Linked DNA regions of Homo sapiens: region 2 is linked to region 1. A link is an interaction called in ENCODE POLR2A ChIA-PET data of the cell type or tissue named here. Cell type or tissue: OCI-LY7. All regions are shown on one strand. Links, peaks and the distances in the headings refer to the core of each region. The heading gives the core; the rest is flanking DNA.

Evidence for each region. ChIA-PET counts read pairs that join two places held together with the same protein. Peaks named below come from ENCODE experiments on the same cell type or tissue, not always from the same donor. Only the 100,000 strongest peaks of a DNase experiment are listed, where the experiment ranks them.
Region 2: POLR2A ChIA-PET joins it to region 1 with 16 read pairs; 4 of 35 experiments call an interaction of 5 or more read pairs at or near these places.

The regions. Positions count from the first base shown.
Region 1 is chr6:87,909,466-87,921,074 of GRCh38, reverse strand. It overlaps LOC101928911 (a long non-coding RNA gene), which reads right to left. Exons shown (of 5, transcript NR_110869.1): 3 at 11,161-11,293; 4 at 10,277-10,396; 5 at 9,344-9,423. Among named protein-coding and RNA genes, the nearest start is that of SPACA1, 130 kb to the left of the region's middle. In OCI-LY7, for the core only: no CTCF peak of the experiment used is centred there; DNase peaks (open chromatin) are centred at 1,864, 2,484, 3,004, 4,454 and 4 weaker places; H3K4me3 peaks cover 3,373 bases; H3K27ac peaks cover 6,551 bases.
Region 2 is chr6:87,669,455-87,681,063 of GRCh38, reverse strand. It overlaps AKIRIN2 (akirin 2), which reads left to right. Exons shown (of 5, transcript NM_018064.4): 3 at 3,097-3,246; 4 at 5,133-5,204; 5 at 5,457-6,204. The coding sequence ends at 5,467. It also overlaps a transcript of ORC3 not described here. Among named protein-coding and RNA genes, the nearest start is that of AKIRIN2, 27 kb to the left of the region's middle. RefSeq lists a silencer at 8,306-8,506. In OCI-LY7, for the core only: no CTCF peak of the experiment used is centred there; no DNase peak of the experiment used is centred there.

The sequences.
Region 1 (11,609 bases), core at 1,168-9,167:
GGCCATGGAGGCCAGTGGAAGATTTAAAGTAAGAGGGTACCTAAAAATTGGTAGAAGCATCAATATCACAGCAGAGTAGCAGATAAGATTGGAAGGAAGAATTAACTGGAGGAACACAAACCAGAAAAGCAGCTAAGGTTAGTAGTTCAGGAGATGGTGATGGTGGGCTGAAAGAGAAAAGAGCTGATCAGGAAGAAAAGGAAAGGCTGGATTAGGAAATGGAAAGTTGGAGAATCAATATGATCTAGGGGCTGATTCAATGTAACAGGTGAGACAGAGGGAAAATCCACAATGATGCATCAGGTTACTAACTTGGGTGATGAGAAGATTGTGGAGACCCCCGAAGAGAAAATTTGGGGTGTTTGGGGAGAGAACGGGAGGATCAGGTCAGCACAAAAACAGTGCTAGAGTACCCAGACTTGTCTCCCATGTATTACCATGAGCAGAGAAATCTCCCATTTACAATGTTCATGAACCCAGGAATTATAGAGCTACCCTTCTCTTCCAGATGCCTAAGGAATCATCATTAGGATCAGGGCCAGGAGGAAGGGGAAGTGTCTGCCTGCTGGTGTGCATGGCGTGAAGGTCGTCTCTGCCATCCAGAAAGCAGACTTTCTCCCACAGACACCAGATACGGTGGGGACTCTTGGGGCTGCAGAGCAACTCCTCCCTCTAGTTGAGCATTGAGCTGGATGAAGAGAGGTAGAAGGATGCATTTGTCAGCTCTGGCTCCAGAAACACTTGCTGGCCATCTCCATCTGGAAACCCAAGTTTGCACTGCCCAGTCACTATTTCAGCTTCTCCTCAGACCTGAGGTTGGAAGAATGATATCTGTAGTGGGTTGAATTGTGTGTCCAAAAGGATATATCCAAGTCCTAATCTCTGGTACCTGTGAGTAAGACTTTATTTGAAAATAAGGTCTTTGCAAATATAATTAAGGTTAAGAGAGATGAGATCATCCTAGATTTAGTGGGAGTTCTAAACCCAATGATTGATGTCTTTGAAAGAGAAAGCAGAGGGACATTTGAGACACAGAGACGCGGGGAGAAGGTGGCCATGAGAAGATGGAGGCAGAGACTACAGTTACACAGGTGCAAGCCAAGGAACACCAGTGGTGGCCGGCACCCATGAGATGCTTGGAGAATGGCATGGAATGAATTCTCCCTCTGAGCCTCCAAAGAGAACCAACCCTGCTGAATTTGGACTTCTTGCCTCCAGAACTGTGAAAGAATAAGTTTCTGCTGTTTGAAACCCCCGTTTGTGGTAATTTGTTATAGTAGCCCTAGGAAACTGAGATAATATCCCATTTAATTGCTTTTATGGCACTTGGGTACAGGAAACCTAGTGACCATCTCAGAAGTAATCACTACTCTCTGGTGGCTTGCCTCTTCTCCCCCGCCTATTCCCCTCAGATAGACACCTTCTCAACCAGCTGTTTCCCATCTTTTCTTCATTCTTTCTCTAGAGCAGAAGCTGTTCTTCCCAGCTTAGATGCTGTTCTGAACTCAGGGTAACAGCCAATTAAGCAGGTCTTTACTGAAGTCTTGCAGTACACCAGATGCTAAAGGTGCCCAGTAGATCCCAAGTGTGACAAGGACCAGAAAAAGCACACTTTTCTCAGGCATTTAGTAAGAAAAGCCTTTCCCATTTTATGTTTTTTATTTCTACTACCCAGAGCAATATGACATTCCAGGGCAATCATTCTTACATTTCAGAAAACATCAAAAAATAGCTTATCCTTAAAACAAAGTTGGAGAGCTCATCCTATTCTAAGGCTTGGCCTGAGCCTGTAGATCAGAGAGGGTTCCATGATCTTAGGAAGTCACCCAGGACTTCTCATTTCCACTTGAACACCTAACACTATACCAAAGCAAGTATTTCCCCAGATTGCCCCAGTTCATGAACTGACCGTGTAGTGTGATGTAGAAATTGCAAATTTTGGTGAGCCCTGGAATTAAAATGTGTCTTCCTTTCTGGAAATTTAAAAAAAATAAATGAAAGGACTAGCCATATCCACATATGGTTCTGCCCTAGTCATTTAACCTCTGTTTGGCCCAGTTTGCTTATTTATGCATTAAGTGGAGATTGTGAAAGGACATCTTATGAATTAATTAATTAACAATTGAAAGGGGCTTTAAAAGTGCTATGCAAATGATAAGCATTATTGTAAGGCCCATGGGAACCTGAGACAAAGCAAGGAGCCAAACTCCAAATTGAGGATTATAACCAAGAAGCAAATGTCAGCACTTTGGAATGTGAAAGAATGATTAACATTGGTTACGATGATGTCGGTTTTTTCTAATCCAGATAGAGAGGTGAGAAACTGTTAAAATGTGGATTCAGTTTGAAAACCCATACGAGCCCAGATGCTCTGTAAGTGGTTACACTTCAGCAAACGCCTGCACATTAAAACATAATCAAAAGATCGAACCAAACTGGAACTGGAGAAGAAGCAGGTGCATAAAACAAATGCTGTCAGCATATGTGTGAGCACAAACAATTCATTGTGCCCACATAAGTCATATGATTGGCATTTGCAGATGTCTACATATATTTAGTTCAAATATTACAAAAATAAAACCTCTTGAACCCACCTAATTTTAATATTACACTCGTTAGAGAGATAAAACCTCTCTCAAACCATTAGCCCATGGAAGTTCTCCAGGCAAATCAGCTTAGTTTTCTGTTTTCTATTTCTCAGAAAATGGACTCTTGGCTTTACAGAGGCCTGAAGCAGCCATTGGTCCTTATAATTATAAACAAAATGTGGTAATTCATCTCTTTAAAAAAATTATTCAAATTAAGCTATTGAGATGTGGCTGTATTGTCTTCTAAAAGAATAAAAAGCTATCTTAATAATAACAACAATAAAAATGAAGAAACAGTTTACATTTTTTTCCAGTTTAAGCAACTTCTGGCTTCAGTAATTATAGAAGAATAGCTTTGCAGATTGAAAAAGCAGCTGTTAGTGTCCAGGCCTGACTTAACTTTTATTTTCCTGCCTGAATGGCACTTTAAAGCGTCCAGCATCCTGTGGTCTTTAGCTTACCAGGCAAAAGCAGAGCTTTCTAGACTGGCAGCTTCTCATTTCCAAATCATCATGATCTATGGGTAAGCAACAGCAATCATAGAATTCAGGACTAGGTAATGAAGTTAGAGACCAGGAAAAAAAAAGACACTCCAGAAAATCTGTCTTCCAAAATATTTCCTCTGGAAATGAGAACAAATGTGTGATCTTTATATTTCTGTGCTGCCTTTGTTGCTGATCATTCTTGTCCAATTGACTAACCAATTATGGCAAAGAAGCATTCAAGGTTGTCTGGGCAAATAATAATGGTCCTACCGTAATACAAACTACTTGAGCTAACATGGTCCTTGACAAAGCCAAGCTGCTTTTTCCACATCTCTGCTATTGATTACATGATGAAAATGTTAAATGCTCAAAAATTTGGTGAGCCCCATTTATAGGCATTCATTTTGAAAAAGTATTATCGTAATGACAGCCGACCTAGGTGGTCTTTGGGCACAGTGACTCAGCTGCATTTATTTGGCTTCCCCAGGACCTTCCTGGGTACCAAAGTTTAGTTTGTAGGATTCTGTTTCCTTGATACACACACACAAAAAAAAGTAAGTATGGCAGGTCTGTCTAAAATAAAACACCCTTTTATATTCTTTTCTAGTTCTTTTAGGTGCCTAAAAAGGCAAGAGAAGTGAGACTATCCGAATCTCCTGAAAGGTTAAAATAATTAAGGGAAGTTTCAACAGAAAGGAAAGAAGGTTTTTAAGCCTTGCACTAAACATAAATTTTTTATATTCCAAAAGAAAAATACCCCAGAAGTTAAATCCTTCATAAAGGTCATCTCAGAAAATCTCAGATCCTAACTTTGGTCCCATGTCCTCATGTCTTCAAGAGCAACCTCCTTCTAACCTGCACTCCTCTCTGACTACCTTTTGAGAAACCCCTCTCTACTTATGGTATCTACCTCCTCTGCAGCAGCACAATTCCTAGGTCTGAGATGCTCAGTCTGGAATAAGAACCAGAGGCCTTGAGGATAATAGATCACAATGGCCTGGCACTCTGAGGCAGGAAATTTTCCCTGACCCCTTCGTGGGCCTTACTTAGCCTGCAGCTCTCAATCCCTTGCAGGAGGGAGAGCACGCAGGTAAGTGGGTGCAGGAGTCAGAGCAAGTGCTTTTGGGTGCTGGCAGGAGCAAAACTCCGTGTGGGCCCACAGCAGCATCTGGGGGGGAGTATCTACAACCCCCAAAGCCCCAGAGGGCATGTGTTACAGTGCTCTTTTAGCTTTGCCATCTGCAGACAGCTTAAGTGTTAAACAGCTCAGTGGGCCTTCTGCCTTTTTGCATAAGGCAGTTGCTCTCCACCAGTGAGGGCAGAGGGTCAGTGTGACAGCCTTTAGCATCTGAACCTATGGAACTTAAGCTCTTGTTTGGCATCCAGGAAAAATGAGGTTGCACAAATGAACTGAAGGGTGGTAAATGCAGAGGATTTTGTTGCCAGTGAAAGTGGCTCTCAGCAGGAAGGGGAGCTGAAAGGGGGATGGAGCAGGAAGGTGATCTTCTGAAGCAATGCTGTCAAGCCGTTCCTCTGAAGTCAAGCTGCTTTTCTCCACATTAAACCACATTCTCTGACTTTCAGCTGCTTCTACTCTCTCCCCTTCTCTGTTCTCTGCCAGTGGAGCCTGGGGTTTTTGTGGGTACAGGAGCAGGGCAGGGAGGGCCAGGGGTGGTTTTGGAAAAGGCAACATTTGAGTGAGAAAATGGGGAGTAAAATTCTCGCTTTGGGCCATGGTTCCAGGCTTGAGGGTGGGGCCCTCACCAGGGACCCCGCCCTTTCCTGCCCAGAATTTCTCTGCCTCTTGTCCCTATCAACGCCATGTCCCAAGGGGTGTGTTCTGGTTTTGGCACTTAAGTCCTGCAGTGGAACACTAGATGGATGTAGGCTCTTGATTTAGTCATCTTTAAGAGGTAAGCTGAAGACACACCTATCCCTGTTGTCCAGCATTCTCAGAAAGTTGTAACGGTCTAAACCAATGGTGAATAAGAGAAATATTTTCCTAACTCAGTCTTAACTCACAATAAAAGCAGAACCATATTATTGTTCAAAGCAGTCTAATTTCTTTCCTTTATCTGTCCTTCCCTAAGCCTTACCCCCACTTATAAATTGTGTCCGTTGAGCTTTCCTGGCATGAGAAATTGCCCCATTAAAAATCAGATATCTCTTTAAAATCCTTAGTCACACATAGACCCTGCTGAATGTTTCCTTTATTCATTCATTCAACAGATATTCATTCACTGCCTATAGGCACCTTGCTAGGCATTCAGAGTACAATGGTGAGTAAAACCCCACATAGCCCCTTGCCTTTATTAGAGCATAATTTATAGGGGCACAATCTATTTTTTTCAGCAAGGGGCATCCTCTTCCCCATCCTCTGGGCAGAAAAGATTGAAGATCTTTCTCCTAGTTACATTTGTTAGAAGCCCACAGAGAAAGCACTTCCTAAATGAGTTATCATTTTATCATTGATTTAGACCAGGTTGCCTTTATCCTGCGTGCTTTTGGTACAGAATTGCTATAACGCAAAGCAATGAAATAGCAAGTCCTAAGAGGGCCTTTCAAATTGTTCTGATTCTATAATGAAATAATCAGAGTGTGAAAGCTCAGAGCTTAGAGATTATCTACCCACCTCCCACCCTCCACACACACATATGCACCCATTTCGCAGATGAAATATCCCTCAAGGCTGAGGGAGAAAGGTGTGCCATGTCTTGTTTAAAGCTAAACAAGTTGTTAGCAGAAGAAGCAGAACAAGCTGGGTCAGCTGCCTGCTAGTTCTAGACTCTCTCCACCACATCCTGCCGCCTTATAAGGAACATTTGGCTTCTGGAATCTGACTACTAGCTGTTCTGCTGCAGCTGCTAGTCACCACCAGCCAATGAGAGGGTAATTTGTTATCCTCTGCATTGCCCTCTTTCTAATTCTACTCACATGCAGAAACAGAATCTAATAAATATGGTACTCACAGTCTTACAATTCTCCCTATGATGGAAACCAGCATTCCTTTTCCAGAGGAAAATGCAAACATGTATACAAGCCGAATGACAGGAAGAAAAATCACTTACATGTCAGCATTGGAGAACATGTACATGTTTCATTACATTGAAAACCAAATTCCTTCTGAAATTACCTAAGAAAAAACTAAGAAAAATAGCAAAAAGACAATGTCAGCAAGTTCTCAGAAAATATATTTTCTATATTTTTCTTTATTAGCAGGTGAGAATAGTGACAGATAAACTGTGCCTCTGTCCTGCCGTAAGATATATGTCATCCAAGGTTGTAGAAGTTGACACTCATTTTTCTCCATGTAACTCATAATTCATTAATTAAAATTAGAAAACATGGTTTGGTCATCAAATGTTCAAATGTTTACATTTTTGTACAGATTTATACAACTAGTTCCCACATTTTGAAATAGAGAAAGTGTAAATCAGGTATAAACAATACAGTCAGCATGAGTGTTCACCATTTAGGAAACAATTTGGGGGGAAAAATAATGTTTAGAGTTTGAAAATGTCCTCTAATTCCAATTTTGTAGCTCCAGTTTCATTTTTTAAACTCTGGTTCTTGAATCCTAGTCTTCAGGGGTTAGTGGAGGTTAAAGATTGCTCTACCTACCAGTCTCGGAACATGTGTGTTTTAACACATTTTAAAGTTTTTATTAGGTGCTCTTTTATTACCTTTACGCTGGAATCCCTGGTGGCCATACTCGATTTTTAATAAGGTAGAAATCCTGTAAAGTGATTGTTCAGTGGTTACATTTAACCAGCAGGCCCGTCGCTGAGCCAAAAGGTCGGCTGCTAAGCTCAGGGAGGAAGCTGGAGAGAAAGCAAGCTGGCTCAGCCTCCCCATTTTAAATGAAGGCCCTTTCATTCTGCTGCTCATTCAGAATCAAAAAGGTTTCAAAGCTCATTCACTACCATGGGAGAAGGGGGCAAAAAGGAGAGGGTGCATTTTGCTACTCGATATCAGAAAAACAGAAGCCTGAGCTGAGCACTGGTATCCTTAGACAACACAGTCTTATAGTATACTATTATTCAGTGTTGTTGTTATACTTTTGCAACGAATATGAAGTTTTATTCATAAAAATAAACAGGTCACTCAGCCAGGAGGCCAAGAAAACCCAGTAATGTATTTCCTGCTGTAAAGGCACAGTGGGGGCCCTTCTCTGTCCCCACTCTTTATCTCTTTTACACATGGAACCATCTGGGTTGGGGGGCAGGCACAGAGTTCAAGAGGCCCTCACAGGGATTCTGAACAATCCCAGTTCTCAGTGTGCCTGCCATCAGAAAGGGAGAAAGGTGGAAATGTTTCCAATAGAGGAAATAATTAGTGAGAGACACAAAACCACTAAGCTAGAGAGATGCCAGCCATATTTTGAAGAATTAGGTGTGTGGAGGTGTTGCGGGGATGACCTTTGGGACAAAATGCCAGTTTTGAGATATAGCTATGTGCATGGGGGTGTATGCTGAAATGCATCCTTCACCTCTGAAAAGGATAGTAACTAACTTAGGGTCTATTTTCTTCCAGCACTATGCTGGTAACATGTCACTAACAACTGTTTTGGAGGAAAACCAGGATGTGGAACATGTTGCAAATGTAGGCTTTGCCACAGGATAAGTGGGAGTACAACAATGCCTGAGATTGGCCAAGAGGATTTGGAGGGAGCTAAATAATATAGATGGATACAAACTCAGAAGCTTCTTCTTTTTTTTTTTTTTTTTTTGGCAGAGTATCACTTTGTCACCCAGGCTGCAATGCAGTGGCACAATCTCAGCTCACTGCAACCTCTGCCTCCCAGGTTCAAGCGATTCTCCTGCCTCACCCTCCTGAGTAGCTGGGATTATAGGTGTGTGCCACCACACCTAGCTAATTTTTTGTATTTTTAGTAAAGATGGAGTTTCACTATGTTCGCCATGCTGGTCTCGAACTCCTGATCTCAGGACATCTGCCCACCTCGCCCTCCCAAAGTGCTAGGATTACAGACATGAGCCACCACGCCCGGCCAAACTCAGAAGCTTCTTAGCAGGTCTTGCACAAAGTAACAGGGTCCTCTTAAAATCAGTGTAGGCTTTAGGGTCTACAGTTTTGGTAACCTAGTTGAGAATCTCACCCCACTGCTGCTCTGTATAGCCATGGGGATGAAAACTCTCTATTACACACACATATAGAATGCACTGTTGCCCACCTAAACCATTACTACTTAAGATATAGGGCAATCTTAACTAAAATTGCACAACCATCTGGTTAACCCAACTGTTGGACTTATCTCATGCTAGGGGTTTAAGGTAGTGTTTGGGCTCCCAAACTTCTACTCACTCTCCTTCCTCTCCATTGCTGTGGCCAATAGAGCAGACATGCCCAAACAGACATCTGAACAAGAATCCAAATATTGGACTTATAACAGACTAAGCAACTATCTAAATACACCTCTGCCCAAGGTTTAGGCTTCCTGGAAACAGCTAAATTGGAGAATGTGGTTTGGCTACATATCTCCTACCTCAAATTGAGGACAGACAGACTGATGGGAAAGGGGACACCTGAGTAGCACCCTAGTTGTAGTTAGAAAAGCTAGAACAGAAAGTGAAAATCCCTGTCTCCCCTCATCAGTATCATCAGTATAGGAAGAGCTTGCTTTGGTGTACAAAGCAAGGAGGAGGTGGCCCTTTTAACTGACAAATGAGACAGAGCCCGCTTTATTTATTTATTTATTTATTTATTTATTTATTTATTTTGTTTTTAGAGAGATAGACATATGTCCATTCTCTATTGAGGAACATACCCCCATCCTTTTATAATTTTCCAAAAGAAATATCAATCTTTGACCATTTGCATTAGCCATTCATTCACCAAAGGGGAGGAGCAGGGGGCAGATTAGAGAAAGTGTCAGGAAGGTTGATTCCAATACACTTGTATTTGGGAAGATATTCCCCTTCCACAAATCACAGCTCAGTGAAATCTGGGGAGGCCAGCAGAGAACAGAAGGATACTTTAAAAGTTCCAATGCAACTGAAGATGCTGTGCGAGATGCCAAAGAAATAGAAAGAGTTCCTGCCTTTGTAGATCAGGACACCAAACTTGCATAAGATTCAACAAGAAAAAAATAAAATAAAAACACAAAATAATAATAAAGTTCAAACTGTATGATATTATCCACTTCCATCAGGTGAACTTCCAAAGATGAAGGGGGAGAAATTGGGAGGAAAAGGGAGGTCACAGAACAACAATCTTCCCTTCCAGGACATTGCTCTCTGCTGGGGAAGCACCTGTAGTGTGAGGTGCCCAGTCTCAGCTCATGGACCAGCATTTGGGTACTCTTTGGGAGCAACCATTGAGCCCCAAGTTTTCTGAAGCAAAGTGATGACAGATAATCAAGCAGTCACTAGTTGGGCTGCTCCTGAGCTTTGGTTTTCTGCAACTCTGGTACCATTGGTGCCTTAGGCTGGCTTGTCAAACACTCCTGCCATCATTCCACCACTCTCATTTACTCTTTCCCTTCTAAAAGCCTTTTCCAACCAAACAAGTGCCTTTTCTGGCCTTGATCATCACCTGACATCTTTTTAACAACTTTGTTGAGGTATAGTTTGCATGCCATAAAATTCACCTGTTTTAAATGTAAAATGTACTGCCTTTTAGTAAATTTACTGAGTTGTGTAACCATCACCATAATCCATATTTAGAACATTTCTAGCACCCCAATAAGATCCCTTATGCCTGCTTTCACCTAACATCTTAATGATATTGTTTGGCAGGTAGCTAAGAGTAAGGCTAAGACACAAAGGGAAGCAGAGGGAGTAGTGAGCCTTAGAAGGCAAAAGAATACCAGAGAGGTGCAGGTGAGAAATGTAGAAGAGATCAAAGGCTTCACATGGCTCACAGCTCTACTGAAGGCTTCAATGATGGAATGCATGCCAGATGTGGCAATCCTTCATCTCCACTCCTCAATGAAAAGCCATAAGAGTGCATGGCCCCACTAAATGCAACATGACTGACAGCAAAGTGTAGACAACCTCTTTTTCAACATGCCCAATATCTAACAATGCCTTGTGCAAAGTTGAAACTTAATGTTTTTTGAATTGAACTGAAATGAGTTGGAGAGATGAAAAGTTGGAAGAGGAAAAATGTCTTCTCATGGACAATTGTCACCCAACATCCTTTCTCACTTCCCAATGCCCCTCCAGTTTCCTTTTTGATAATTACCTCTTTCCATCATGTGTGGTGTTAGAGGGATGATAATTCCTGGAGTGTAGTAAACCATAGAATCAGATTTTCCTTCTTCCCGTCTCAACATATCCAGGGACAAAAAGTTTCATTTTGACACTATAAACCAATGATGCAAAGTCAGAAGGAATGATTAGACATCATCCATGGCCACAGTTGTCCTGGCCCCAGCCAGACTCAACCTGTGTGAAGCAGATGCTATGCTTCCTGCTTCCTGGCCTTCCAGAGGTGCCCTGTTCCTACCTATTTGCAAGCCCAACTGTCCATCCTCCTGCTGATTCTGTGTCCTCCCAGTAATTCCATTTTATTACCTAGAATTGGTTTCTGTTGCTTGCAACTGAGGAATCCTAACCCCTTCATGCCCTTTAATGGCCATGGCATTGATGAGGTGAGAGGTAACAAGAGTCATGGTGTCACTTCCATAAGAGGCATTCAGGGCAAAAATGGGGGTGACTGAAGAAATTATTTCCTGGCAGGAAAGGAAGAGCAGTCAAAGTTGACCCTAAAGTTTTATATTTCAAATGTGTTTCTACCACACAGGGTTTTTGGTCATTTGAACTTTCACCCAGGTGAGCTAAGAAAACTGGTGGCATATTTCTCATAAATGGATCAACAGCGCAGGCTATTTTAAGACCTAACGTGTGAGGATGAGCAATTTTCACATGCTTTTCACTTCACTGAGAGAACAACCAACATGGCTTGTCGAGCAGTTGGTCTCACTGCTCAACCTCACGCACGTGCCGCCTGGGCCGGTGATTCAGTCCCCCCAAAACACTGCTTCCTTCTGAATTGGAGAGCCAAGGTTATGAGTCAGCCCTGCTCAGAGCCAAGACACTTCGATTCAGTGTTATTTTTTGCCTTACCACACAAGGTTCAAAATGTCCAATCTCTTTTCTTTAATGCCAATGCCCCAATAGTTAGGAATCACAGTCCAGAGCTGCTTTATTAAAAATGTTCATTTTCAGAAATCATTGATCCTGAAATCATTGCACTCTTCTGAAATAAAAAATAAATAGAAAGAAAAATCAATCAAGGAAATAGCAAAATGGTAAGCGGTACAATATGACATGTTAATGCTAAATGCCAGCTTCATGGTTCAACGCCCAATTTATTATGTTGAAAGCACTAGGCAGAAGACAGGCATCAAATGAAATGAGGACTGAATAAATGTGCTACTGCATAAAAACTATTTATGAATTTCCATGCTGTTTGTCATTGAATAAAAGCTATAATCATTTGATAGATATACATTTTTGTCAGTGTTACTTCAAACTGATACTTCATCAAATTGCTACAATCCTTTCAGGTGTGA
Region 2 (11,609 bases), core at 1,417-9,416, 240 kb after region 1:
TTTGTCTCAAAAAAAAAAATAATAACAATACTGTATGCTCCTTTGTTAGGTATAGATGTACCTTGTCATGACTGAACACTTAATGATAGATAATTCAACTTAGAAGTTTTGCTGGTATAGTATTTTAAGAACTATCCCTGTATACATACCCTGCCTCACACACTTGTCTTATTGGGCTAGATTTCTAAAGGTGGATTATTATTATTTTTTGATCCTGTATCTGTTTTTACCTACTTTTTGTTGGGGGGAATGTTTGCAAATAACCTTCCTTTTTTTTAAAAAAAAAAAAAAGGGGGGGGGCGGGGAATAAGGGCTACTTGAAGCAAAGAGAAAGTTGAAGGTTTTGCTGAGAGAGAGCCATCAATAGTGGCTCTTATCTTTAGTAAAGTTCTCAGGAAAATAGCTTTTCTTGTGACAACAGTTGCCTTTGTTCAACGCTTTCTCTCCTCCCCCTAGCAAGGGAAGGAAAACCTGGCAGAATAAAAAAATTTGCGGCTGGGCGCGGTGGCTCATGCCTGTAATCCCAGCACTTTGGGAGGCCAAGGCAGGTTTATCACGAGGTCAGGATATCGAGAACATCCTGGCTAACACAGTGAAACCCCGTCTCTACTAAAATCCAAAAAATTAGCTAGGCATGGTGGCAGGCGCCTGTAGTCTCAGCTACTGAGGTAGGAGAATGGCATGAACCCGGGAGGCAGAGCTTGCAGTGAGCAGAGATCGCGCCATTGCACTCCAACCTGGGTGACAGAATGAGACTCAAAAAAAAAAAAAAAAAAAAAATCAAAGACCATAACATAGTCAAATAAAATTAGATTAGGAAACATGAACTTGTTCAAAACTAAATACTGCCATGCCCATTGTGGGGGCCAGGTATTAGTGGTTGAAACATAGAGGTGAGGGTTGGGCACTAGACTGTATTAGCAGGAAACCAAGATCATTATTTCCTTACTCACTTTACTTAGAAGATCAGTTAACTGGCAGTCTTAAGTAACAAAGCTGGGAATGTGAAAGTAAATTAAGATGGCTTTGGATAATTATGGAATAAAGCTGGTGGGCTTTGTTATTGTGGTATGCACAGTTCTAATAAGCATAGTTAACTAGCTCCTGCCATGCAGGTTATAAGGAGCAAGTTAAGAGAGTAAGTAATATTGGTGGTACCAGGGCAAATTCACAGAGCGAGATGAAGAAACAATTGGTAACGAATGGTGCACTTGAATATGTATAAAATACTTTTAGCAGTATTACAGTAGATGTTATTACTACAAAATATTTTCTCTTTTATTAAAAATATCCTAATAGGTATAAAAATGCTGAAGGAATATTTGAAATTGACAGATGCTGATGTTGCAGCTGCTTTGGGATTCTTAGTGTGATGACAGTGTAGTTCTATGGTATAGAGTTTTGAGCATAGCATTATCAGCTCAATGCTTGAGCTTATTTTTCCATGCGAATTGTTGTTAACTTAATGGGAATTAGTGGTCAATGAGTTCAAAAACCTTTAGAATCATTTATGCTTCTCCAGCAAAGTAGATTTCAGAATGTCTTGTTTTGTTTTGTTTTGTTTTTGAGACAGGGTCTCACTCCGTTGCCCAGGCTGGAGTACAGTGGTGAGATCTTGGCTCACTGCAACCTCCACCTCAGCCTAGCCTGTAGCTAGAACTACAGGCACGTGCCACCACTCCCAGCCAATCTTTGTATTTTTATTAGAGACATGGTTTGCCATGTTGCGCAGGCTGGCCTTTAGCTCAAGGGTTCCACCTGCTTCGGCCTCCCAGAAAGTACTGGGATTACAGGTATGAGCCACCACACAAGCTAGGTTCCAGAATGTTTTTTAATCTTTTCTAAAAAGGATTCATGCTGTACCTTCTTTTTTTAAACATAAAAATTTATTGTGCCAACATGAAATTTCTTTTTTTTTTTTTTTTTCTGAGATGAAGTTTCACTCTTGTTGCCTAGGCTGGAGTGCAACGGCATGATCTCGGCTCACTGCAACCTCCGCCTCCTGTGTTCAAGCGATTCTCCTGCCTCAGCCTCCTAAGTAGCTGGGATTACAGGCATGTGCCACCACGCCTGGCTAATTTTGTATTTTTAGTAGAGACTAAGTTTCTCCATGTTGGTCAGGCTGGTCTTGAACTTCTGACCTCAGGTGATCCGCCTGCCTCGGCCTCCCAAAGTGCTGGTAATACAGGCGTGAGCCACCATGCCCGGCGTATTTTCTTTTTCAATAAAGGAAAACCCCTTTCTAAAGGTGTGAAATGATGGTAGAATAATTACCAGTTCATTGTGTGTAGGCTCTTAAGATATTAATGGTATGGCTTTGAAGACTAAGTGTCTTTTTACAGGCATAATGATTTGTTATTCTGGGACTAAATAAAATTAAATTTAGACCTGAGGTGTTCTTCATTCCTAGTGTAGGAAAGTAATTTAGTCACTAAAATACTTCATGGTATGGTATTTTCCAGAAAGGAGATAAGATGTTTTGTAATGGGACCCATCATTGTAATGTTTAAGTTTTATGTCTTTTTTAAATTTAATTTTTAATTTTTTGTTTTTATTTTTTTGAGATGGAGTTTCACTCTCTTTGCCCAGGCTGGAGTGCAATGGCGTGATCTCGGCTCACTGAAACCTCCGCCTCCCGGGTTCAAGTGATTCTCCTGCCTCAGCCTCCCGAGTAGCTGGGATTACAGGTGCCCGCCACCATGCCTGGCTAATTTTTTTATGTATTTTTAGTAGAGGCAGGGTTTCACCATGTTGGCCAGGCTGGTTTCAAACTCCTGACCTCAGGTGATCCGCCCACCTCGGCCTGATTACAGGCGGTGAGCACCACGCCCAACCTTTCTTATGTCTTAAAGTTTTTTCTACTCACCTTTAGTCTTTTTTATCTTAATTACATCTTGCCGTGTTTTTCCAGCGTCACCAGCTGATGGAATTATTATTTTGGTTGTTTTAAGACTTGTGAAATGCTGTGCTTAAAATCTGATTTTAAAATGCTTTTATATCAAGATTGAAGAGATCCAAATAAAACCTCTTCATTTAGAAACTGCTTTATATCATGGCTCTAAACCAGGTGCTATTTTTTGTCCTCATTGTACATAGGGACTTCATCTGCAGCATCCTCACCATTAAAAAAAGAACAGCCCTTATTTACTCTACGGCAGGTTGGGATGATCTGTGAACGTTTGTTGAAAGAACGTGAAGAGAAAGTTCGAGAAGAATATGAAGAAATATTGAACACAAAACTTGCAGGTATGAGGTGTGTTTATTAGAGTTTCTGAGGAACTCAGTTGTGTGAAATGCATTTTCCACGTGTACTTTAATTTCACTTTCTATACACTGGTGCGGTATATTCTCTGAGAATGAGAAAATTTCAGTTCAGGAAAGAAAATTAACCTTCTTATAGCTCATGCCCGCCTTGGTAACCTGAGGAAAAGAGTATTGGCTAGCCGTGTAGATCAGCAGTAATATTAGTAGGTACCCTGTACTAAAAACTGATGTTAGTAGTTTACCTCAATTTGGTTGTGGATTTTTTGACTTTATATTTTTCATAACGTTACCATCAATGTAGACATTTAAAATATCTAATTGGCTGTCACTGTGTAAGTCATTGGAGTATCAAACTGGAGTCCTGTTTTAGTTATCAAAAAATTCAGTAAAATTTGATAATTTAAGTAAATAAAATTTATTATGTATGGTAACATAAATAGAATGTTTAGCCACAGATTTACTGTTTATATAGATATGTAAGCTTTTTTATTTTAAGGAATTAATATAGAGGTGTTAATGTAGAGAAGATAATTTGCTTAGATATATAACAACTTTTTCTGTGATACTTGATCAGGTTTTAGGTAGTGTTTTGTTGTTAGCTTTTGTTATCCTATTCTCATTGCAGTCAGTTGCCATTCATAGACCACATACAATAACTTTCAGAGTAGAAAGGTCTTTTTATTGAAAGTCCTTTGTTTTTAATTTTTTTTTTTTTTTTTCCTGAGACGGAGTCTCACTCTGTCACCCAAGGCTGGAGTGCAGTGGCGCAGTCTTGGCTCACTGCAAGCTCTACTTTCCGGGTTCACGCCATTCTCCTGCCTCAGCCTCCTGTGTAGCTGGGACTACAGGCACCTACCACCATGCCCGGCTAATTTTCTTGTATTTTTAGTAGAGACAGGGTTTCACCGTGTTAGCCAGGATGGTCTCGATCTCCTGACCTCGTGATCTGCCCGCCTTGGCCTCTCAAAGTGCTGGGATTACAGGCGTAAGCCACCATGCCCGGCCAATTGTTTTTTTTTTAAGATGGAGTCTCACTCTGTCGCCCAGGCCGGAGTGCAGTGGCACGATCTTGGCTCACTGCAACCTCTGCCTCCCGGGCTCAAGCGATTCTCCTGCCTTAACCTCCTGAGTAGCTGGGACTACAGGTGTGTGCCACCATGCCCAGCTATGTTTGTGTGTGTGTGTGTGTGTGTGTGTGTGTGTTTTTAGTAGAGACGGGGTTTCACCATGTTAGCCAGGATGGCTTTGATCTTCTGACCTCATGATGTGCCCGCCTCGGCGTCCCAAAGTGCTGGGATTACAGCTGTGAGCCACCGCGCCCGGCCTCGTTTTTTTTTTTTTTTTTTTTTTTTGTTGCCCAGGCTGGAGTGCAGTGGCGCGTTCTTGGCTCACTGCAAGCTCCACCTCCTGGGTTCACGCCATTCTCCTGCCTCAGCCTCCCGAGTAGTTGGGACTACAGGCGGCCTGCCACCATGCCCAGCTAATTTTTTTGTATTTTTAGTAGAGATGGGGTTTCACCGTGTTAGCCAGGATGGTCTCGATCTTCTGACCTTGTGATCCGCCCGCCTCGGCCTCCCAGAGTGCTTGGATTACAGGCGTGAGCCACCGCACCCGGTCCCAGCCTTTTTGTTAGGAAATAAATAAATCTCACCTAGCCTTTATGTCAGGTCATGTGATTGGACTAAAACCTAGGTTTCCTGACTAATAAGTTGCATGCTGTTTTTATTTGATACACTATTAGTACTACTGAGGTTATGTAAGTGATTTTGTCAACTTAGAATTGTTTTACTGTATATTTTGTGTTTTCAGTTTATCTGGCTCTAATAAGGCATTTTACAAATGTAATTGACAAGTACCTTTATTTATAGAACAATATGATGCGTTTGTGAAGTTTACGCATGATCAAATAATGCGACGATATGGAGAACAGCCTGCTAGCTGTAAGTATTTCACCTTTGAAGTTATAAACTGAAAATAAGACTGTCTTTTAAGGAGAAGACATTATAATTATTTTCATACTCAAAAAGAGAATTCAACAAAATTACTGAGAATGTATGGAGGAAATAGGCAGCATAACTTTGCAAGTCTTTTGGTTACTTAAATACCTAGGGGCAAAATTGGGAATCAAGATCTAGTATTCGTTTGGATTTTGACCTGTATTTTGCACTAATTTTCTTTTTCTCACCCTTTAGATGTTTCATGAATCACGTATCCTGCATTTGTGGGCTGCCTTGTTCCTTGTTGAGTTGTTGCAAGAGGTCCCAATTATGACATGCAGCAATGCCAATACCCCTTCTGTGAATACAGGTTATTTCAAGCTTTCGTCAGTGGCAACCACTCTTAGGCAGCAGCAACTGGTTTTGGAAATTTCCCTGATGTCAGTACCACCTGGATGTGGACCTTTGCTACCTGTATTAATACCAGTGGCCTCATTTTGCTGTATCATTACAATTTGGCTTCTTATATTAATGTTTGAAAAGGATTAAAGCTGGTATTCTAGAACATGCCCTTCACTGGTTGTGTAAATAAAACTGTAGAATGACACTTCAGATGAAGTTAGTGTGATTTTAATTGTGCACTACAACCGAGCTGTAACCAGTTACTAATTTTAGAATGTAATCCCAGGACAATATTAAGCAAATAGCCTGCAGTGCTTCCTGTGAAATAGTGAAGGAGGAGGGCATTTCTGTATTCCAGGACTTCTTGGGGTTTCAGAATGGGTTTGTATGATTTTTTTTTTTTTTGTAGTTTTATTTATTCTATCAGTCTTTTTAACAAATGTTTATTGCTGCATTTTTTTTTTTCCAGTGTATCATTGTTTTACTGCCCTTGTAGTACTGGAATTTAGTTGGAAGAATAAAACATTTACTTCTATTTTGCTTGTTTCTTAATGTACAGATGGGGTTAGTATTTGAATAAAGTTGGTGTTTTAAAACGTAAGCATTTTCCAGGAATCAGTGAAGTTAATTTTCTAAGATTTGAGTGCTGTTTCAAAACACTGAGTTCTGATTCTAAATGCCTTCTTCTGCTGGGCGCGGTGGCTCATGCCTGTAATCCCAGCACTTTGGGAGGCCGAGGCGGGAGGATCACGAGGTCAGGAGATCGAGACTATCCTGGCTAACACAGTGAAACCCCATCTCTACTAAAAAAAAAAAAATATATATATATATATATAAATTCCTTCTTCTGTAACTTACTGCCTGATAGAATGTTACAGGTATTTTAATTGCTATAGAATTACCTCAGATATCAGTAGGATCCAGTTTTTTCTTTTAAGAACTTGATATGCAAAAGCATGATTCAGCAAATTTGACTCCCTTTCCATACATGGTTTCTAGACATAGCTTTCTTATAATGAAGTAAGCAAAAACATGCTTCAGTGAATTCATTTGTTGAATTCTAGTAGCATATTTCCAAAATTTAAGACAATCTTAAATACACATTTATAACTGACCAAGTTAGAAGAAAAAGGAATTTTTTTTTTTTTTTTTTTTTTTGAGATAGAGTTTTGCTCTTGTTGCCCAAGCTGGAGTGCAGTGGCACGATCTCGGCTCACTGCAATCTCTGCCTCCCAGGTTCAAGCGATTCTCCTGCCTCAGCCTCCTGAGTTGCTGGCATTACAGGAATGTGCCACCACACCCGGCTAATTTTTTGTATTTTTAGTAGAGACAGGGTTTCACCATTTTGGCCAGGCTGGTCTCGAACTCCTGACCTCAGGTGATCTGCCCACCTCGGCCTTCCAAAATGCTGGCGTGAGCCACTGCGCCCAGCCAGACCTCTTTTATTTTTAGCTTTGGTAATTACATTTCACCAATTCTCTGTTTAAAACAAGCCTAGAAAGTGGTTTCACAAGGTGCCCAGGCAATTTATATGCCAATTAGTGGTTGAGAAACATTGGTATAGCACAGGGTAGCAATAAGGTGCATGATTCTATGCCCTTCCCCCCTACTTTTTTTTTTTGAGATGGAGTCTTGCTCTGTCACCAGGCTGGAGTGCAGTGCTGCCATCTCGGCTCACTGTAACCTCCGCCTCCCGGGTTCAAGTGATTCTCCTGCCTCAGCCTCCCGAGTAGCTGGGACTACCGGCATGCACCACCACGCCCAGCTAATTTTTGTATTTTTAGTAGAGACGGGGTTTCACCATGTTGGCCAGGATGGTCTCGATCTCTTGACCTCATGATCTGCCTGCCTCAGCCTCCCAAAGTGCTGTGATTACAGGCGTGAGCCACTGCGCCTGGCCAATTCTACCCCCTTTTAATGGTCTAGAACAGAGATTCTCAACTTCAGCACTACTGGCAGTTTGGGCCAGATCATTCTTTGTCGTGGTGGCTATTGCTGTGCATTATAGGATATTTAGCCACATCTCTGGCCTCTACCACTAGAGGCCAGTTAAACCCCCTCCCACAATTGTGATAACCAAAGTGTTTGCAGACATTGCCAAATGTCCCTGAGGGACAAAACAGTTCCCAGCTAAGAACCACTGGTTAGCAGGATAGCCTGTAGTCCCAGCTACTTGGGAGGCTGAAGCACGAGAATCGCTTGAACTCAGGAGGCAGAGGTTGCAGTGAGCTGAGATCATGCCACTGCACTCCAGTCTGGGTGACAGAGTGAGACTCTGTCTCAAAAAAAAAAAAAAAAAAAAAAAATTTTTTTTTTTTGCTCCACAGCCAAATTTCTGCATTATCACTTATGCAAAAGTCCTAGCTTATGGGCTACTCTGACTTTAGATGGGTCCGGTAGTTGATTAGTCCAAATAACCAACCACACATGATTTCAATAGATTATTTTAGCTACCTAGGGATTCTGAATTCCCCAAATCCCTGAAATTGCTTGTAATAAGTATCTACAGAATTGTGTTAATAGTCATCTTATTCTTCCAGTAAAAGGCAGTACTGATACAGTACTGTACTATGATGTGTTTAGTAAATCTTTAACAAGTGCACATAGGTATAAGCGTTTGTACTTTTGGAAAAATAGGCAATCTGAGAAAAATAAATATTGGAGGTTTAAACTACTAAAGCTGTCTTTGGCCTATGGCAAGCACTTGACACGACCCTAAAGAAAATGGTAGAAGGTTCTCAGGCTCTACCTATCCCCAGAGACTGCTTTAGACAATTGGTGGGAGGGGAGAACTTTTGGAATCTGTTTAATATGCTGCCTAGGTGATTTAAGCAGCTAGGGTTGGAAATGACTTGTTTTTGCCCTGTTTGGGTTCTCTTTACTCCTTTCAAACTCTTACAGTAATTGGTATTAAATGAATATTCTACAAAAGCACCCGAATAGTCTATGTCTACTCATGGATACATGGCTCCCACAATTCTCTTGCTCCTGCATTTGCCCCAGGTAAGGAGCACGAGATGCAAACCTATGTCTCAGGCAAAGATACAGCTCCAGCAGTCCTCTCCTCTCTCTACTGCATCTATTTTCTTTCTCTACTAAATCATTTCCAAAAGCATAATAAGCATGTTATTAAAAAATCTTTTGATCCTATATCCCTTGCTAGTGATTATTTTAGTGCTCCCCTTTATAAAAGCAAAACTCAGTTTTCTAAACTTCCTCCAGTTTATTACCCCTTCCTTTTTTTTCACCAACTTGTTTTATTAGGAAAAGAAATTCAAACAGAAAAGTTGACTTTCCCACTTAAAATACTTCCCTAATTTAACATCGAGTCCTTATTTCAGATTTTTCCATGTGTCTCTTTTTTAAATAGCTACCCTCATCCCCCAAACACGATTCAATTAAGATTCCTACTTTCTGGAAATACTAGGCCTGTTGTCTTGTTGAGTTTTTCTTTGTACTGTCATTAATTTTAACTTCTGATATCCCTTTGAACTTTCTGTAAACTGAAAGGTCTAAAGTTTTCGCAAGTTTCGGGTTAAACTTGTTGTGCAAGAGTGCAAGGTGATGCTATGGTCTCCATATTGCATCACAACAGTTACGGCTTTTCCAGGCTGTTAAGTTTGGACACTTGGTTAGGTCATCTGATAGGTGATTAGAGTTCGTCTCCTCTCTGTTACTCTTAGTAAAAGGCAGCAAAGATTTCCACATTGTTAAATCTAATCAGCAGCCAGCATTTGACCTTGAAGCACTCTTCAGTTGGCTTGCAAAATACTACACTTGCTTTGACGTTTCTCCTTTACTGGCTGCTCCTTCTCTGTCTTGCTGTTGGCCCAATCTTCATTTCCCTGCATTTTGCTAAAACATAGGTGTGCCCCCGAGCTTGACCTTGGGCTGCTTGCCTCCTCTCTTAGTACTCATCTTGGTGATCTCATCATAAGGACATCAGATTATATTAACGTCTTCATGTGACATCTTCAGTTAGGTATCTAGTAGACACCTCGAAATTTACGTCTAAAACTTACTTTTGCCTCTGAAATTTTTCCTCTCAGTCATCCTCAATCACTTAATGGCCACTCCATTCTTTGTTTCTAGGCAGAAATGGTCTTGCACTCCTCACATCCTTCATCTGATCTTAGTTCCACCTTAAAATATTAACATCTCTACTGCTATTACCCTAATCCAAGACACTATCATAGCTTGCTTGGATTATTTCTGTGGTTTCCTAACCGGTCTTTGTTTTGCCTCATTTTGTCTCCTCTCACCCATCCTATTCTACTCTCATAGCAACCAGACTGATCCTTTAAAAGTCTAAGTCTTGTTTAGATGGCTTCCTAAGTAAAAGTAAAACTTCACAAAGGTCTGTGGAGCCCTAAATTACCTGCACTCTACCCCACCTCATTCAATTCCTATTGAATTCCTCCTGCTCACTCTACCTTGTCCACATTGGCCACTTTTGCTGTTTTTCCAGCATAGGATTTTTGTTACTGCTAGTGTCTGCCTAGCATGCTCTTCTCCCACAAAACTTCATGGAAAATTTTTTCACCACTTTTGACTTTTTGCACAAACGTCATCTCAATGAAGCCTGCTCTGACCACTCTTTAAAATTGCAGCCTGACATCCTGGTGCTCTGCCCTGCTGCTTTCTTTGTTTTACTTCCTGTGCTAAACGCAGTGAAGGCAGGGTTCTTTGCTCACTGGCATACAGTGCCTGGCACATGGCACATGCTTGGTACTTTTTGAATGTATTTCACCCTACTTCGATTCAGGGTTTTCAGATCAGTATTTCATTAAATGAAAGATTTAGTAAGGCAGAATACTTCCTTTGTAAGATATTTTGGTAGAGGTTTCCTGAATTACAGAATGGACACAGAATTGAACTGGCATTTCATAGGCTGTCTTGAGGGTTTTGTGCTCCATTAATGATTACCACAAAGGAGCTTCATGTTTTAATTTTATAGCTCTTTTGTGTATTCATTGTGAAAATAGGGCAGTTTTCGACTGGGCACGGTGGTTCATGCCTGTAATCCCAGCACTTTGGGAAGCCTAGGTGGGTGGATCGCTTGAGCCCAGGAGTTCAAGACCAGCCTGGCCAACATGGCAAAACCCCATCTCTACTAAAAATACAAAAATTAGCTGGGCGTGGTGGCACACACCTGTGGTCCCAGCTACTTGGGAGGCCGAGGCAGGAGAATGGCTTGAACCCAGGAGGCAGAGGTTGCAGTGAGCCCAAATCGTGTCACTGCACTCTGGGTGACAGAGTGAAATTCTGTCTCGAAAAAGAAAATAGGGCAGTTGCCATCCTGCTACTTTCTTACATAATCTTTAGTGAGGAAAGTCAAAGTGGTTCAGGGCATGACATGCGTTTATGTTGGATAAATTCAACTTAGTGCCCAGCAGAGGAAAAGTAAGGCATGGCTACTTACTCTACTCAGTGAATCTGTGCCTTATATATGAATCTGCTGGTCTGTGTGAGGCCAGTTCCTCTGTACCTTACAGTGTAAAAAGCATCTTGCTGTATGAGTGTTGTTCAAAGTAATAGTTTCTAAACACTGACAATTTTATCTGGTGCTCATATGCATCATTTGAAACTACATTGTACGTAGTGATGGTGTCCTTGTATTGGAAGACCTTCCCTGTTGCCAACTTCCTTACCTTAAATAGATGGAAAAATCATTAAAATCACCTATTCTTTCCCTAGATTTGTACCAACCATTGTTTAAAAAATGAAACACATGGTTGGAGGCAAGACTAGAAGAAGAATGACTAGAATATTGCGAAAAAATATTGAGCTAATTGCTATGAAGGTAAATCATGGAATCTCAGTGACTTAACATGAGAAATTTATTCTTTGATCATATTCATTTGGTGGGCTGTGTTCCACACCCTCACTCAAAGACCCTTAGAATGACAGAGGCTCTGTCTTTAATACATGGATTCCAAGGTGTCAAGGCTTCTATTTGTCCAGTTGCTTTCTATGGTAGTAGTGGTACTTGTGTTTGCATATAAT